Regions from separate parts of the Homo sapiens genome. Here all the other regions are linked to region 2. A link is an interaction called in ENCODE POLR2A ChIA-PET data of the cell type or tissue named here. Cell type or tissue: K562. All regions are shown on one strand.

The links. ChIA-PET counts read pairs that join two places held together with the same protein. Peaks named below come from ENCODE experiments on the same cell type or tissue, not always from the same donor. Only the 100,000 strongest peaks of a DNase experiment are listed, where the experiment ranks them.
Region 1: POLR2A ChIA-PET joins it to region 2 with 5 read pairs; 3 of 35 experiments call an interaction of 5 or more read pairs at or near these places.
Region 3: POLR2A ChIA-PET joins it to region 2 with 8 read pairs; 9 of 35 experiments call an interaction of 5 or more read pairs at or near these places.
Region 4: POLR2A ChIA-PET joins it to region 2 with 5 read pairs; 1 of 35 experiments calls an interaction of 5 or more read pairs at or near these places.

What each region holds. Positions count from the first base shown.
Region 1 is chr22:21,921,340-21,925,339 of GRCh38, reverse strand. It overlaps PPM1F (protein phosphatase, Mg2+/Mn2+ dependent 1F), which reads left to right. Exons shown (of 8, transcript NM_014634.4): 8 at 1,869-4,000. The coding sequence ends at 2,248. Among named protein-coding and RNA genes, the nearest start is that of PPM1F-AS1, 15 kb to the left of the region's middle. RefSeq lists an enhancer at 3,458-4,000. In K562, no CTCF peak of the experiment used is centred here; no DNase peak of the experiment used is centred here.
Region 2 is chr22:21,752,272-21,756,271 of GRCh38, reverse strand. No RefSeq gene overlaps it. Among named protein-coding and RNA genes, the nearest start is that of YPEL1, 18 kb to the right of the region's middle. RefSeq lists enhancers at 1,192-1,261, 1,642-1,771. In K562, no CTCF peak of the experiment used is centred here; DNase peaks (open chromatin) are centred at 301, 901, 1,521 and 2,433; H3K4me3 peaks cover 1,417 bases.
Region 3 is chr22:21,853,786-21,857,785 of GRCh38, reverse strand. The region is part of intron 1 of MAPK1 (mitogen-activated protein kinase 1); the gene reads left to right. Among named protein-coding and RNA genes, the nearest start is that of MAPK1, 12 kb to the left of the region's middle. RefSeq lists an enhancer at 1,443-1,944. In K562, no CTCF peak of the experiment used is centred here; DNase peaks (open chromatin) are centred at 1,337, 1,945, 2,637 and 2,985.
Region 4 is chr22:21,639,739-21,643,738 of GRCh38, reverse strand. It overlaps SDF2L1 (stromal cell derived factor 2 like 1), which reads right to left and starts at 1,437. Exons shown (of 3, transcript NM_022044.3): 1 at 1,216-1,437; 2 at 681-877. The coding sequence starts at 1,402. RefSeq lists a silencer at 1,199-1,628. In K562, CTCF peaks have their summits at 551 (motif pointing right), 1,496 and 2,110 (motif pointing right); DNase peaks (open chromatin) are centred at 528, 858, 1,568, 2,108 and 2 weaker places; H3K4me3 peaks cover 2,496 bases.

The DNA.
Region 1 (4,000 bases), 170 kb before region 2:
ACAGCTCCTACAAATCTCATAGAAACCTGTGGCTCACCACCCTATGGGCTGGAAGTAGAGCTTCCAATATTCCGGAAATGAGGTTTATCCTCCTCCCGCGTTCATGCTGACAATCCTTTTTTCTCTTTTGGGAAAAAAGTGGGTTCGCTGGGCGCGGTGGCTCACGCCTGTAATCCCAGCACTTTGGGAGGCCGAGGTGGGTGGATCACCTGAGGTCGGGAGTTCGAGACCAGCCTGATGAAACCCCATGTCTACTAAAAAAAAAATACAAAAAATTAGCCAGGCATGGTAGTGAGCCCCTGTAATTCCAGCTATTCAGAAGGCTGAGGCAGGAGAATCACTTGAACCCAGAAGGCGGAGGTTGCAGTGAGCTGAGATCGCGCCACTCCACTCCAGCCTGGATAACGAGGAAAACTCTGTCTCAAAAAATAATAATAAAAATAAATAAAAATTTTAAAAAGTAATGGGTCTGGCTGGGCATGCTGGCTCACGCCTGTAATCCCAGCACTTTGGGAGGCCAAGGTGGGCGGATCACCTGAGATCGGGAGTTCGAGACCAGCCTGGCCAACATGGTGAAACCCCTTCTCTACAAAAAATACAAAGTTAGCCAGGTGTGGTGGCACGCGCCTGTAATCTCAGTTACTTGGGAGGCTGAGGGAGGAGAAGTGCTTGAACCCAGAGGCGGAGGTTACAGTAAGCGGAGATCGTGCCACTGCACTCCAGCCTGGGCAACAGAGCCAGACTGTGTCTCAAAAAAAAAAAAAAAAGTAGCTGGGCGCGGTGGCTCACGCCTGTAATCCCAGCACTTTGGGAGGCCAAGGCGGGTGGATCACCTGAGGTCAGGAGTTCGAGACCAGCCTGACCAACATGGTGAAACCCCATCTCTACTAAAAATACAAAAAACATTAGCCGGGCGTGGTGGTGCCTGCCTGTAATCGCAGCTACTTGGGATGCTGAGGCAGCAGGATCACCTGAACCCTGGAGGTGGAGGTTGCGGTGAGCCAAGATTGCACCATTGCACTGCAGCCTGGGCGACAAGAGCGAAACTCCATCTCAAAAAAAAAAAAAAAAGTGGGTCCAGCCTGCATCTCATTGTCTCAGCATGCGGTCAGTGCCGGGTCTCAGGCTGTGGGCACTGTGACCACACCTCCTTCCTGGTACTTAGAAAATCTCTCCCTCCCCAGCTGATTGCCAGGGATTTGGCACCTACCCCTCTGAAACATTCTGTCCTTTTTGGCAGATGTGGCACCTTCTTGACAGCCCATCCTCAGGCTGTGTCTTTCCTTGTGTCTCTGGACACTCCAGGAAGTGAGGCCAGGATGGGACGGCTAGGGCAGAGAAAGAGGGAGCTCGGCCTGGTGTGGTGGCTCATGCCTGTAATCCCAGCACTTTGGGAGGCTGAGGTGGGCAGATCACAAGGTCAAGAGATCGAGACCATCTTGGCCAACATGGTGAAACCCCATCTCTACTAAAATACAAAAAAAAAAAAAAACAATTAGCTGGGCATGGTGGCGCGAGCCTGTAATCCCAGCTACTCGGGAGGCTGAGGCAGGGGAATCGCTTGAACCCAGGAGGCAGAGGTTGCAGTGAGCTGAGATCGCGCCACTGCAGCCTGGCGACAGAGCAAGACTCCATCTCAAAAAAGAAAAAAGAAAAAAAGGGGGAGCTCACAGGCCAAGGTCAGGGGTTTCCGTTCCCAGGCAAGTGGGAAGTACTGGGCAGTTTGCATAAGGGAGCAACAGACCCCAGACCCCATGAGAGCAGGTTGGTCTCTGTCCCTGCAGGATGTGAGGTCTAGGCCTGGGTAGGTGGGGAGGAAGCTGTGGACACCGTGGTCCTCTGACCCGGGCTCTTCTCCGCCTGTCCAGGGGATGTCTTCCAGAAGCCCTACGTGTCTGGGGAGGCCGATGCAGCTTCCCGGGCGCTGACGGGCTCCGAGGACTACCTGCTGCTTGCCTGTGATGGCTTCTTTGACGTCGTACCCCACCAGGAAGTTGTTGGCCTGGTCCAGAGCCACCTGACCAGGCAGCAGGGCAGCGGGCTCCGTGTCGCCGAGGAGCTGGTGGCTGCGGCCCGGGAGCGGGGCTCCCACGACAACATCACGGTCATGGTGGTCTTCCTCAGGGACCCCCAAGAGCTGCTGGAGGGCGGGAACCAGGGAGAAGGGGACCCCCAGGCAGAAGGGAGGAGGCAGGACTTGCCCTCCAGCCTTCCAGAACCTGAGACCCAGGCTCCACCAAGAAGCTAGGTGGTTTCCAGGCCCCTGCCCTCCCCTTCCTCCCATCCTTGTCCTTCTCTCCCTCAGAAGCCTCAGGACCCAACAGGTGGCAGGCAGTGGACAGGGTGCCCGCCCCACAGTGCTTTCCCCAGCACCCCAGAGCCAGTCGGGACACCCCCCGCAGCCCGTCCTGGTGGCTGTGGAACTGCACTGGGTGGCGGGCAGATGGTGGAAGGCAGCTTAGGAGACCTCACCAAAGAGAAGATGGACCGGCTCTTGCTCCCAGCTCCTATTAGGCCCGGGGTGGGACCAGAGGTCATAGGTGCCCAACGGCAGCCAAACCAAAGACACTGGTGTGCATGGGGCAGCATGGTTGTGCACGTGGGACCCTGGGGCGGACCCAGGAGCCAAACTCTTGAAGCACCCCCTGGGTCAGGCCCAGCAGCGGAGTGGCCAGCCCCAGTTTCCCATTGCTCCTCTCTGCGGCCAGGGCCAGGTGGGTTCATATTTACAGATATGCCCAGCCAGTCCTGGTCGGCCACACCAGTGTCCCAAAGAGGAGAGCGCAGCAGAGCCAGGGGTCTGTTCTGTAGCAGCCACCCCCCTGCCCCCACTCCAGGGCAGCCATGATGTGCTTGGGCCCACCAGGGCCTTCCGGGCTGCTCTCTTCCCTGAGCCCGGAACCGGCGACGCACATGTGTCTTTTGTTGGTGTGTTTGTTTTTTTCCAGGGAGGTCTAATTCCGAAGCAGTATTCCAGGTTTTCTCTTTGTTTTATCAGTGCCAAGATGACCTGTTGTGTCATATAATTTAAGCAGAGCTTAGCATTTATTTTATTCTTTAGAAAACTTAAGTATTTACTTTTTTAAAGCTATTTTTCAAGGAACCTTTTTTTGCAGTATTATTGAATTTATTTTCTAAATCAGGATTGAAACAGGAACTTTTCCAGGTGGTGTTAATAAGCCATTCAAGTGCCTTACACAGCTTTGAAGAAACTAGGACTGCAGTGGGCTCGGATAGGCCCATTGAGGTTTTTAGAAAAGCAGGATTTGTTTTGTTAGGGAGGCATGATTTTGGTGAGATCTTTCTGGAAGAGTTTTCCGCCTCTTTGTGATGCTGAACACCCCCAAGGTTCTCCCCTCCCCCCGCTGCCCAGGTGACTGGCAGGAGCTGCGACTGCCACGTAGTGGTGCCTGGGCCCGACAGCGGGGCTCTGGGCATCCCGGGTGACCTTGGCCCATCTGCCTGCATTCCCACCCCCTTGGGCCTGGCTGGATCCCAGGCAGAGGGACCTTGCTGCTGTGTGATTGGAACATTCCCAAATATCTTGTGAATTTGTAATCAAATTGGTCTCATTGGGAAAGACTCTTAATTAAGAGGCTCAGGCAAGCACAGAGGCAGCCCGTGGGTCTCTGTCTCAGTCTGGAGGCAGCAGGGATGCTGCTGGGAGTCCATGGCACAGGCCACAGCCCCTCACCTTGCCGCGGTGGCTGGCAGCACGCCTGCCTTGCTCTGCCCCATGCCCTGAACAGGCATGAGAGCTCCACGTCCCCTAGTGCACCCTGAGAGGGGGCTCACAAGTGACCGATCCTGGGTGCCTCAGGGAGCTCACTGAGGGCGTGCAAAGTTGAAAGTGGCAAGGCTGGGGGAGGGTGTCGGGTAGAGGGAAGAGGGCAGGGGGCTAGGGGAGGACTCAGAGGCCATCTGCAGGGCCAAGCCACAGGAAGGGCTGAGCTGGAGGTGGGCAGGGCTGCTCCAGGCAGGTCAGAGCAGTGCAGGGGGA
Region 2 (4,000 bases):
GAACCTGTCTACCTCCCACAGATAGCATAATGTGCCTGCCATAGAGGAGCCAAAAAATGGTGATGGGAACTGAGAGGAGAGCAAATGTCACAAAAGACTGAGCAATTGAGAAAACAAAACAAGACCACAGATGACTGTTAACGCCTCCACAGTGGACCAAGAAAGGACAGAGAGCTGGCAGCATGGGCATCACTGTCTGGTCGGCAGCAGGAAGGCCTCGCTAGGGAATTGAGTACAGTCATCTAACTAGTTTAAAAGTACAGGAAGGATGATTAAGGCTATTGGAGAGGTCATACAAATAGGGGAGGGGCAGGCAATGGCTGATAAGACATGAATTTGTAAGGCGATGAGTATTGCAGTCAGCAAAACAAACGAGACTGCTCTCCCAACACATAACTCAGCAGGGAGGCCAGGCATTGGTTTAACCATTTAATATAAAGAAGTTAAAATTACAAATGCGCTAAGTGCCTAAAGAAGAATAAGTGCAGGAATGAGAGCAGCATGGACTGCCACAGTTTTAGAATAAGCACTGTCACTGCTAGATTGGAAACAAAAATCCATAAATTTGGCCCGGTGTGGTGGCGGACGCCTGTAGTCCCAGCTACTTGGAGGCTGAGGCGTGAGAATCGCTTGAACCCGGGAGGCGGAGGTTGCAGTGAGCCGAGATGGCGCCACTGCACTCCAGCCTGGGCGTCAGAGTGAGAACTCTGTATCAAAAAATAAAAATAAAAAAAAGTCCATAAATCTGCAATGTCTCAGTTAAGAAAGAAAGACTGGGCCAATGCAGATTTCAAACCGGAGAAAGTCATACTGTCAGTGAAGGCCGCCTGTGGCCGGAAGGCGCCAGGGGATTAGCACCCTGGACTCAGTGTTGCTGGGAAACAGGGCCCCAAGGCTGGGAGCACAGTGTTTAAAGGGCATCTACCCAAGAAGGGAGCACAGGGCAAGGAGGAGCTGCAGGGGGGCTTGGCTGCCAAAGTGAATTCTGAGGAGAGAGCTATTGCTGCCTACGATATGCAGGCTGCACAGAACACAAGTGGAATCAGCAGGCAGGAGAGGCAGCTAACGACGCAGCCCGTTTCTTATTTCTGTTTTCTCACAAGCGATGAAAGTGGAAAAGAGGGTGAGCAGGTGGCCCACACATGTGCCTCCAGTGCTGCGGCCCCTCCGGGGACCATCAGCCAGGCCCCGGGGAGGGAGCCAGCCACAGTGTGTCCGGCTCTTCTCTGAAGGGAAGAGAGCCTTGAATAGACTGAAGCGAAGACGGTTCTGCAAGGACAAGGCAGACCGAAGGCATTGGTTTTTTTTTTCAGATAAGGAGAATTAGACTCCCAAGTAGACACCAGAGTCACTGTTTGGTTGGTGGGTGATAGTGGGGTCACAGTGGCTGCCTGTGCTCCCCCAGGGTGAGCGTGACTGTGCTAACCTGGGTGGGGCAGCATGCACACCCCTCTGGCAGCCCTTTGTTGCTCGCTGATGACAAGTTTGGATGATCCCGCCAAACAGCTTGCTAAGATGTAGTCCCCAGTGTTGGAGGTGGGGCCTGATGGGAGGTGCTACCCTTGTGAGATAAGGTTGTGTAAAAGCCTGTGGCACCTCCCCACACTGACGCTCTCACCCCTGCTCTGGCCATGTGCCGCGCCTGCTCCCACTTCCCCTTCTGCCAGGAGTAAAAGCCCCCGAGACCTCCCAGAAGCCAAGCAGATGCTAGTGCCATGCTTCCTCTGCAGCCTGCAGAACTGTGAGCCAATTAAACCTCTTTTCTCTATAAATTATGCAGTCTCAGGTATTCTTTTATACCAACACAAGAACAGCCTAACACTCACATATCCGACGTTGACACGAAACCGACTCAGGGTTAAGTGTATACACAAGCTCCCCTGTTTTAAGAAGGTGCTATCATTGGCAGGGCGCGGTGGCTCACACCTGTAATCCCATCACTTTGGGAGGCCGAGGCAGGCGGATCACAAGGTCAGGAGTTTGAGACCAGCCTGGCCAATATGGTGAAACCCCACTTCTACTAAAAATACAAAAATTAGCCAGGCATGGTGGCTTGTGCCTGTGGTCCCAGCTGCTCGGGAGGCTGAGGCAGGAGAATTGCTTGAACCCAGGAGGTGGAGGTTGCAGTGAGCCGAGGTTGCGCCACTGCACTCCAGCCTGGGTGACAGAGCGAGACTCCGTCTCAAAAAAAAAAAGAACGTGCTGTCATCAAAATAGGCACCACCTGAGATCAGAGAACACAGAGTTTCCCCTGGCAAAAGGAGCTCCAAAGGGAAGACAGACACACCCAGCCACCCAGGCTGGCCATATCTGGGCACTGGAGGAAGTGTCCCGGCAGCAAGGGCTCTGGTGACTGCTCTGTGAGGATTCCTCGTGGCTGAGACGTTGGCCCGGCCCCACCTTGGCACAATCTAGTTGGAGCATCCACTAGATGCTCCCATGAGCTGTGCAGCCCAAGGTTGAGGTCAGAGATAGCAAGGCCACCTGGGTGACAGCATGGTCTGCTGCATGCCACGCCCCTCCCCTCTTTGTCTTTGCTTTGTGCTTTCTTTTCCTAGGAGGTGGCAGGTGTACATTTCTGGCTCTGAGCCCATGTCAGACCCCCAAAGGAGCCCCCACTGTCCTGATCCCCTGCACGGCACCCCACCACAAGCAGCAGGCACACGTGGTGGGAATCAGGTAACGCAGTTCCCCCGGGAAGCCCCTTCCATGGAAGACCACTCCTGCTGCTGCAGCCTGCTGGTCCTGTGCCCTTTCAGGATCAGCCCTTCGACCCCAGCCAAGGGCCCTGGCCAGGCCTCCACTGCCGGCCCCAAGGCTTAATGCACAGCATGTGCCTGCCAGATCTGACTCCAGAGGATGGAGGAAAGGCCCAAGACCACACAGCCCTGGGCCACAGCAGAGAGCAGGACACTCCTGGTGTGCAGGAGAATTTCCAAGGTGCAGCACCTCTTGACAGATACACCAGGAGGTTTAATACTTTGTATTACCTTGGTAACCAGAGAAGAGGAATCATTAAAACTCGAAAATAGTGCTGTGTGCTGTGCAGTGGCTCACACCTGTAATCCCTGTGCTTTGACAGGCCAAGGTAAGAGGATCTCTTGAAACTAGGTGTTCAGAGCCAGCCTGGACAACACAGGTTGTATTTACCTCTACAAAAAATAATGAAAAAAAAAATTAGCCAGGTATAGTGGCGCATGCCCGTGGTCCCAGCTACTGGAGAGGCTGAGGCAGGAGGATCACTTGAACCCAGTGGTTCAAGGCTGCAGTGAGCTATGATCGCACCACTGCACTCCTCCTGGGCAACAGAGCAAGACCCACTCTCTTTAAAAGAAAAAATGCCATGTCAGCCAGCAGTGGGGAGGCTACATGCAGGTGCCGAGAACTCCAGGACGTTTCTGTCCACAGAAATCTTTCATTTTACCTCCTGCCATTGATGCTTTCATCTGTTCACTCTGCACAAGTAGACCTTGCACTGCATTTACGAATGTTTGGCTCTCCAGGACTGTAATGTTAAATCTTGAAGGTTGTAATTAACATTCCATTGTCAGGATCGTCTCAGATCACTGGAAGCCCATGTCTCTCCTTGGCCATGGTTATCAAACTCCTCTTAGACAAGTCCTGACCCCTGTGAGGCCCCCGAAGCCTCTCTCTTCAGCAAACCTGGTCATTCCTCCCCTCTTGCTCATCTCTCTATTTTTAAAGTAGATTTTACTCTTTTAGTACCGCTTTTTACAGAGTAATTAAGCAGATAGTACATGGAGTCCCACACACCCACCCCTGCACCATCAGCACACCTATCCCCCGCCAACCCTTGACAGCCATGCGGCTTTTTACTGTTGCTGTGGTTTTGCCTTTCTAAAATGTCATGTAGTTAGAACAGAATGTGTCATTTTCAGACATCTTTCAGCCATATGCAGTCAATATTCCACCATGTCTGTTGGTGGCTACATAGCTCATTTCTTCTTATCACTGAATAATATTCCATTGTATGGATATA
Region 3 (4,000 bases), 100 kb before region 2:
TCAAAGGATTGTCATGAGTATTAAATAAAACAGTATACTTGAAGTCCTGAGCACTTGGTACCTAGTTAATGCTCTGTTATTCCTTTGAAGTAAACAGGGTTGACAAGATGTGAATCCCCCTTTGTCTCGGTCTCTATGTAAAGCAGCATGTGCAGAAGTACAAATATTTGGCTTGGTGGTCAGATGACTTTACAATGGTATGGAAGTGATACACATGCAGTAGAAACCTTACTTCCGAGTACCCACGCAACTGTTCTGTTTTTCATTTTCAGTATAGTATTTCATACATCATATGAGTTACTCAACACTTTTATTATAAAATGGGCTTTGCGTTAGATGATTTTGCCCAACTGTAGGCTAATGTAAGTGCTCTGAACATGTTTAAGGTAGGCTAAGCTAAGCTGTGATGTTTGGTAAGTTAGGTGTATTAAATGTATTTTCAGCTAGGCTGGGTGCAGGACTCATGCCTATAATCCCAGGACTTTGGGAGACCGAGGCATGAGGATTCCTTGAGCTTAGGAGTTTGAGACCAATCTAGGCAACATAGTGAGGCCTTTTCTGTACTAAAGGTACTAAAAATTAAAAAAAAAAAAAATTAGCCAGGTGTGGTGGTACGTGCCTATAGTCCCAGCTACTTGGGAGCCTGGGGCTGAGGATCGCTTGAACCTGAGTGGTCAAGGCTACAGTGAGCCGTCGTCGTGTCACCGCATTCCCGCCTGGCAACAGAGCAAGAAACTTTCCCAAAAAAAACAAGCATTTCACCTTATGAGGTTTTCCATTTATGAAGGGTTTATTGGGATGTAAGTCCATAGTAAGTCAAGGAGCATCTTTATATAGTTAGAATAGGGACAGTCAAGTGTTTCATGCATAATCCAAATCTTCAGGAGGCAACATCAAGGTAACCCGAGTTTAGGGATATTCTGCAAAATAACTGGCCTGTAAACCTCAAAATTAAGTCAAGATCATGGAACCAAGAAAACACTGAGGAATTGTTCCACACTAAAGAAGTGTGCAGAAACATGGCAACTCCATGTGGTTCATGATTCTGAATCGGCATGATTGGCAAAACTAGAATGTCTGAAAATTAGATTGTAGTCGTGTATCTGTGTTAATGATTTTATTTTTATCTTCTTTTTTTTTTAACTCTTCTTTTTTTTGGTATTTTCTTTTTTGTTTTGGTTTGTCCTTCCTTTTTTTTGTTGTTTTTTGTTTTTTGTTACAAACCCTTGTGTCGATAGCTGACTGCTCTGCTGTATACGAAACCCTGACCCAGAAACAGGTTGTCTGTGAATGGTTTAGCACAGGTCCCCCGTGAATGTGCATTGTGTGACGGGCAAAAGTGTGGCCGCCTTTCTACTGTGCCAAGTTTTCCAGCATGAGAGGCTTTCCATATCTGGTCCTCAGATATGTGGTGTGAATGAAGGGGGGACCAGCTATCCGAGGCCAACCGAGGCTCCACAGTTGGCTGCCATGTCATTTTGCCTGGGCGGGATTCTGACTTAGAGGCCTTTGGTCATAATCTGACAGGTGAGCGTTGACGATTTTGATGGTAGCATTTTGTTTGTATGGGAGAATAGTCTAGTTTTGTTTGTTGGAAATAGTCACTAAAGTATTGGGGGATAATGAGAAAGAAATACTGGCAAACTTACTCTCACATGCTTCAGAGACTAAAAGTTTGATAAGCTAGATATAGAACTTTTCCTATGGTTTGAGATATAGTTCCTTTTCTCTAAAGAGTTGTCGGTGAGTCCCTTTCAGAAACGTACTTGAGTGAGGATGTGTTGAAATTTGTGGGAAGCTGTGAAAGGCAGCTTTTAGCCTACCAAAAGAGGACTGGCCTGGAAGGCAAGAGACCTGAGTCTTGGTCCCTGCTTCTGATGACATGTCACATGGGCATGTGCTCGTCACTCTGCTTCTGCAAGTTTTTGTGTTTCTCATCTGTGGAGTTAAGGGATTGGGATGGTCTCTAGGGTCTCGTACAGCTCTAATATTGTCACCGCCCTCAGGAACATTACATGAAATTAGCATATATGCAATATATTAAGATTCATGTGTGGATTGTTTCCCAGTTACTAGCGCTGTCTTTAATGTAATTTACCTCAGAAATCTCTGGATAATCATTATTGAGATATAATGAAATAGGGAAAAACTTGAGGTTAAAAACTAGTAAATTGATTTACTTCAACATTAAAAGCCCACAATTAAACCCTTGAGGAAAATGACTATTTTTATTTTTTATTTTTTGCTCTGCAAGTAAGGTTGGAACTTCGTAATACTGTATGACAGTAGTCGTTTACCTCACGAATTAGATTATTCATGTGTGTTTGACTGAAGAGAGTTTTTACCTAGTGACTGGAATGAATGTTAATGCTGCTATTTTGGCATTGGAAAAAAAAGGTGTAATGAAAAATGTCAAGTTTGAGAGAGAGAGAAATACTTAAATAGAACTGATTTAAAAGCAATTCTGAAAAAGAAAGAACTTGGCACAATCTTTCTATGAAAGCAAAGACTTTACTGCACAGCTAAAGAAAATGAAGCAAAAACAATACATTGCCCCAATTAATGTTTGAATTCACTGAACACAAGGTAGGCTAGCAAAGTAGAGAGTAATATCTTTGCCTCACCTTGGCCACAAGGATTTATTTTGTCAGTAACCAAGTTTAGTGTACTGCTATTTAGCTTTTTCACTACAGATGTGAAAATGTTTCTTTTTGGGGTTTGTTTGAAATTTTCTTTCCCTTTTCAATTTAGCAGTGCTGAACCTATCCTCAAATAAATTTACATTTTTCCCATTAAATCAACTTTGTTTCTGTTCCATGGTTGAAGCAAATACTTTATAAAGAAAAAAATCAGTGTAGACCTTTCACAAGTTAATTATTACTGCAGGGCTATATAGGCAAATAAAAATATTAGATGTTATGTTTTAGACCAGTGAAAAAACAGTTGGTAGTGATGCTAGATTAAGACTTGCCAGAATGTTCATCCCCTTAGTGAGCCATTCTGCTTATGATAACATTTTGTAATGTTTTCAGGCATTCTTTTGGGACAGCCCTGATCACTTATCATTCAAAGGGATGATAAAAGTGACAATCTTTAGACGTGTTGTAAATTCTTTCTTTCTTTCGTCCAAAGGGAGCTAGAAAGAAAAGACATTTGTGATTATCTGTCCACTTGAACACAACTGCTAGAAAGAGCTATTTAATTATTGCCAACAAGGCAGTGTGAGAGTTTATAGTAACATTAGGAGTGTTTCCAGTTATCCCAGCAGGATTCAGCATTCAAGAACTGGTAAATTTTGGCCAGACGCGGTGGCTCACACCTGTAATCCCAGCACTTTGGGAGGCCGAGGCAGGCGGATCACCTGAGGTCAGGAGTTCGAGACCAGCCTGACCAACATGGAGAAACCCCGTCTCTACAAAAAATACAAAATTAGCTGGGTGTGGTGGCACATGCCTGTAATCCCAGCTACTCGGGAGGCCGAGGCAGGAGAGTCGCTTGAACCTGGGAGGCGGAGCTTGTGGCGAGCCGAGATTGTGCGCCATTACACTCCAGCCTGAGCAACAAGAGTGAAACTCTATCTCAAAAAAAAAAATCTGGTAAATGTTTGTCTGGCATCATAGAATTTAATGCTTACCTCTAAAAATGTAAATTGGAAAATATTTTAGCCTTATGTGGTGTGTGATGTTAGCAGGGAAGTCTCTAATGTTTTCACATGAAGTCAGATGCTGGCTTTGGACCGAGGTGTATTTTGTTTACTTAAGGCAGTATCCATCATTTCCTATTTTAGTTTTTTGTTTCTTTTTGTTTGTTTGTTTTTTGAGATGGAGTCTTGCTCTGTCTCTCAGGCTGGAGTGCAGTGGTGCCATCTCAGCTCACTGCAACCTCCACCTCCTGGTTTCAAGCAATTCTCCTGCCTCAGCCTCCCAAGTAGCTGGGACTACAAGCGCGTATTGCCACCCCCAGGTAATTTTTTGTATTTTAGTAGAGACAGGGTTTCACC
Region 4 (4,000 bases), 110 kb after region 2:
CTCCCTCCCCAGCATGGGCTCTTCAGACACATGCACACACCATTGCATCTGTCTGTGCAGAGACCACTGGTCCCCACGGAGCTAAGGCCTCCTCCTCCACATTTTCCCAGTCCTAACCCCTCTGACCTACCTTCAGCCTAAAATTCAGCCCCTCAGGCTAACAGTCAAGCTGTCTATCTATCTCAAACATTTTCTTCCACCAGCTCCCCAAGGGCACCCACTGTTCCATTCCAATCCCCTGAATTCCAATGACCTCCATGCATTGGCACAATCTCTTCTGCTGGCCTGGGAAGTCTCTCTTTCCCCTTTGTGGCTTGTAGGACTCCTAATCATCCTTTCAGATCTAGCCTGAGTTCCTCCTCCCCAGTGGAGTTTCCTATTCCCCACCCTCAAGGCTGTGTGGATTCCCCTCCTGGGTCCCACTTGCCACCAGAGGAAGAGCTATCCAGGCGTATCTCTCCGGATCTCTCTCCCGTCGTTCTCCCTGCCGGGCCGGGAGCACCTGAGGGCAGGATCCTGGCGGAGTTACTCTGTGTCCCCCGAGGGGGCGCTCAGTAACCATCTCTGAAGTGAAATTTCCATTTCACGAAGAAGCTGAGGCTCGGATTGGAACCCAGGGCTCTGTCTCTGGCCCCTCACACAGGCCAGGAGTCTCTCTGGGGGCTCCGGGAGGGGCTCACCTGGTTGTTGGACAGCGGCGACGGGAAGTGGTGCGTGTGCAGGTTCTTGCCCGTAAGCACATGCGTGAGCCTCACCGCCTGCCCGCAGCGCACCGGGGACCCGCGCGGGCACCCGCCCTCCGAGCCGCCGCGGATCCGCCAGTAGCTATTGGCGTCGTCCGACGCCTCTACGCCGGTCACCGATTGCTGGCCGCTGCCTGAGGAGTGACACCCCACACACCCAGGGTCTCCGTCAATCGCGGAACCCCGGACCCTCGCCCTGGGACCAGAACATGTCCCAGGGGACCCCAAGGGCTCACCCCCAGCCCCCGCCTGACACCCCCTCAGTCTTTGGGCCCGCAGTTCCCCGACGACCGTCCCCACCCTCAATATCCTCGACACCCTCAAAGCTTTGGCCCCTCGACCTCCCAACGACTCTAGAGCCCCCGCCGCCCGGCTTCCAGACGGCCCACAGACCCCCATGACCACCCTGTCTCCACACTCCCAACCCCGAGCCCCGGTTCCCCGCGCTCTCCCAGTCGCTGGCCCCACGCACCGGATCCGTATTTGATGTCGTGCGAGTGCAGCCGCACGCGGTGGTGCGTATTGAGCAGCTTCAGCACCGACCCGCAGGTCACGAGCTCCGCACCGGTCTTGGCGGCACCACCGCCCGGCACTAACAGCGCCAGCAGCAGCCCCAACAGCACCGGCCAGGCAGCCCCGCCGCGGCCCGCGCTCCACATCGCCCCGGCCCGGCTCCAGCCCCTCGGGCCCAGGGGCCGCTTCCGTCCCCGCCGCGGCCCAATCCGGTTCTGACAGCGCCCGCTTGCGGCAGCCAATAGTCGGCCCGCGCGGCACTCCGCTTGCACTGCCACTGGGTCAGCGCGGGGAGGGCCCGCCCCCGGTTCGCGAGAGCCGTAGCTGGGCGGGGACTGGAGACACGAGGAGGGTTTTGATTGGTCCACGCTTCCGAGGACTTACCAATGAGTGCCCAGGGAAGGGCGGCTGAGTCTCCGAGCCGCGGAGAGTGAGCGTGAACAGTTGGTGAAGACGCGGCTCCTCGCAGCCGGTGAGTCCCTGGACACCGGCTCAGGATCCTAGGACCCTGCAGGCACGTTTTCACGACGCCCCTTGATCCTGGACTCCTGGGCACTCAGTAATGAGTCTCTCCCCTCAGAACCTGGGCCCGCAGCTGCAGGGTCTTGAGGTTGTTGGATCGCTAGATTTTGTGGTCACAAAGTCGACAGATCCCGGGGTCACTGAATCGGGATCAGTCCTTAAGTCCCTGGACCCCGGGATTAATGAAACCTCCAGTCATTCGGCCCTAGGCCCTCTCTGATACTGGGTCACCACAGTCCCTAGACCCTGGGGTTTCTGAATTCCCCTGGCCACTTATACATTTGACTCCTTTCGTGGCTAAATCTCGTGGTCACTGGGTCATCGGGCAGGAGAGGGCAGCAGGGAGCTGTAGCGTTGAGAATAATGGCAGCTTCTCACCAGAAAGTCCCAAAGCTGTCTTAGGAAACCAGAGTCAAAGGAGACCAAGGGGCTGTGGGAACCATGCCTGGGCGACCGTGTCCCAGGTCTCCTGGCCATGAGTAGGTCTCCTTCTTGCCGCCTTCTCAGAGTGTTGTCAGCTCAACCTTCAAGGGAGGAAAACTTACACCTCTGTTTATTTATTCATTCATGGGACATTGTTACAGCAGCTTCACTCCAGATCCTGTGGGGTCACAGAGCAAATAGCTCTGGGCTCAAGAGTCTGACTAGGGTGTAGTTGAAGCACAGGCAAAGCAGAGAGAAAAGTTCATATTTAATTAAATCATCCAGAATTTTGCGTTCAGAAAATCCAGAGTAAAGCCATTTTCATTACAGCAACATGTTATTTTGGGGGTTTCGTGTTTAATACTGTTTTGATTTTGAGTTACATGTAGTATAAGACACCTTGATCTTTTCAGCATTTAGGTGTCCAAACGGTTAAAAGTCAGTCTGCCCTGGATTTGGTAGTCCCTGCACTTGAGGGGTCTCCAGTCTAGGGTGGAAGAGCTGAAGTACTATCTGAGAGGCGATGGATATATACTCTTGGACATGTCAGCCATCATCTCAAAATCAGCACATCCAAAGCAGAATTCCTGGTCTCCGCCCTCAAACTACCCCTCCCCCAGGCTTATGAGTCTCAGTAAATGGCACCTCCATTCTGCAGATGCTCAGGCCCAAAACTTGGGATTCTTCTTTCATTCGTCTCTTTACCTTGCTCCTCACATCTCATTCAACAATTTTTTTTTCTTTAATACGGAGTTTCGCTCTTGTTACCCAGGCTGGAGTGTAATGGCGCGATCTCGGCTCACTGCAACCTCCACCTCCTGGGTTCAAGTGATTCTCCTGCCTCAGCCTCCTGAGTATCTGGGATTACAGGCATGCATCATCACGCCCGGCTACTTTTTTAAATATATTTAGTAGAGACAGGGTTTCACCATGTTGACCAGGCTGGTCTCAAACTTCTGACCTCAGGTGATCCACCTGCCTCAGCCTCCCAAAGTGCTGGGATTACAGGCATGAGCCACCACGGCACCCAGCCTTTTTTTTTTTTTTTTTCAAACTTTTGAGTCTCCCATGTGCATCATTCAAGAAGTCTTTTTTTTTTTTTTTTTTTTTTTTTTTTTGAGACGGAGTCTTACTCTGTCACTCAGGCTGGAGTGCAGTGGCACGATCTCGGCTCACTGCTGCAACCTCTGCCTCCCGGGTTCAGGCAATTCTCCTGCCTCAGCCCCCTGAGTAGCTGGGATTACAGGCATGTATCACCACACCCAGCTAATTTTTGTATTTTTAGTAGAGACGGGTTTTCACCATGTTGGCCTGGCTAATTTGTGTACTTTTAGTTGAGACGGGGTTTCACCATGTTGGCCTGGCTGGTCTTGAACTCCTGACCTCAGGTGATCCACCCGCCTTGGCCTTCCAAAGTGTTAAGATTACAGGTATAGGCCGGGCCCGGTGGCCCACACCTGTAATCCCAGCACTTTGGGAGGCGAAGGCAGGAGGATCACCTGAGGTCAGGAATTCCAGACCAGACATGGTGAAACCCCGTCTCTACTAAAAATGCAAAAATTAGCCAGGCATGGTCTCATGTGCCTGTAATCCCAGCTGCTCGGAGGGCGGAGGTGGGAGAATCACTTGAACCCAGGAGGCAGAGGTTGCAGTGAGCCAAGATCGCGCCACTGTCCTCCATCCTGGGCAATAAAGTAAGACTTCGTCTCAAAAGAAAAGTGGTAAAAGCATAGATCAAAAGATCATGCCAGTTCCCTGCTAGAACCTGCCAGCCATTTCCCAATTGCATTTAGGACCGT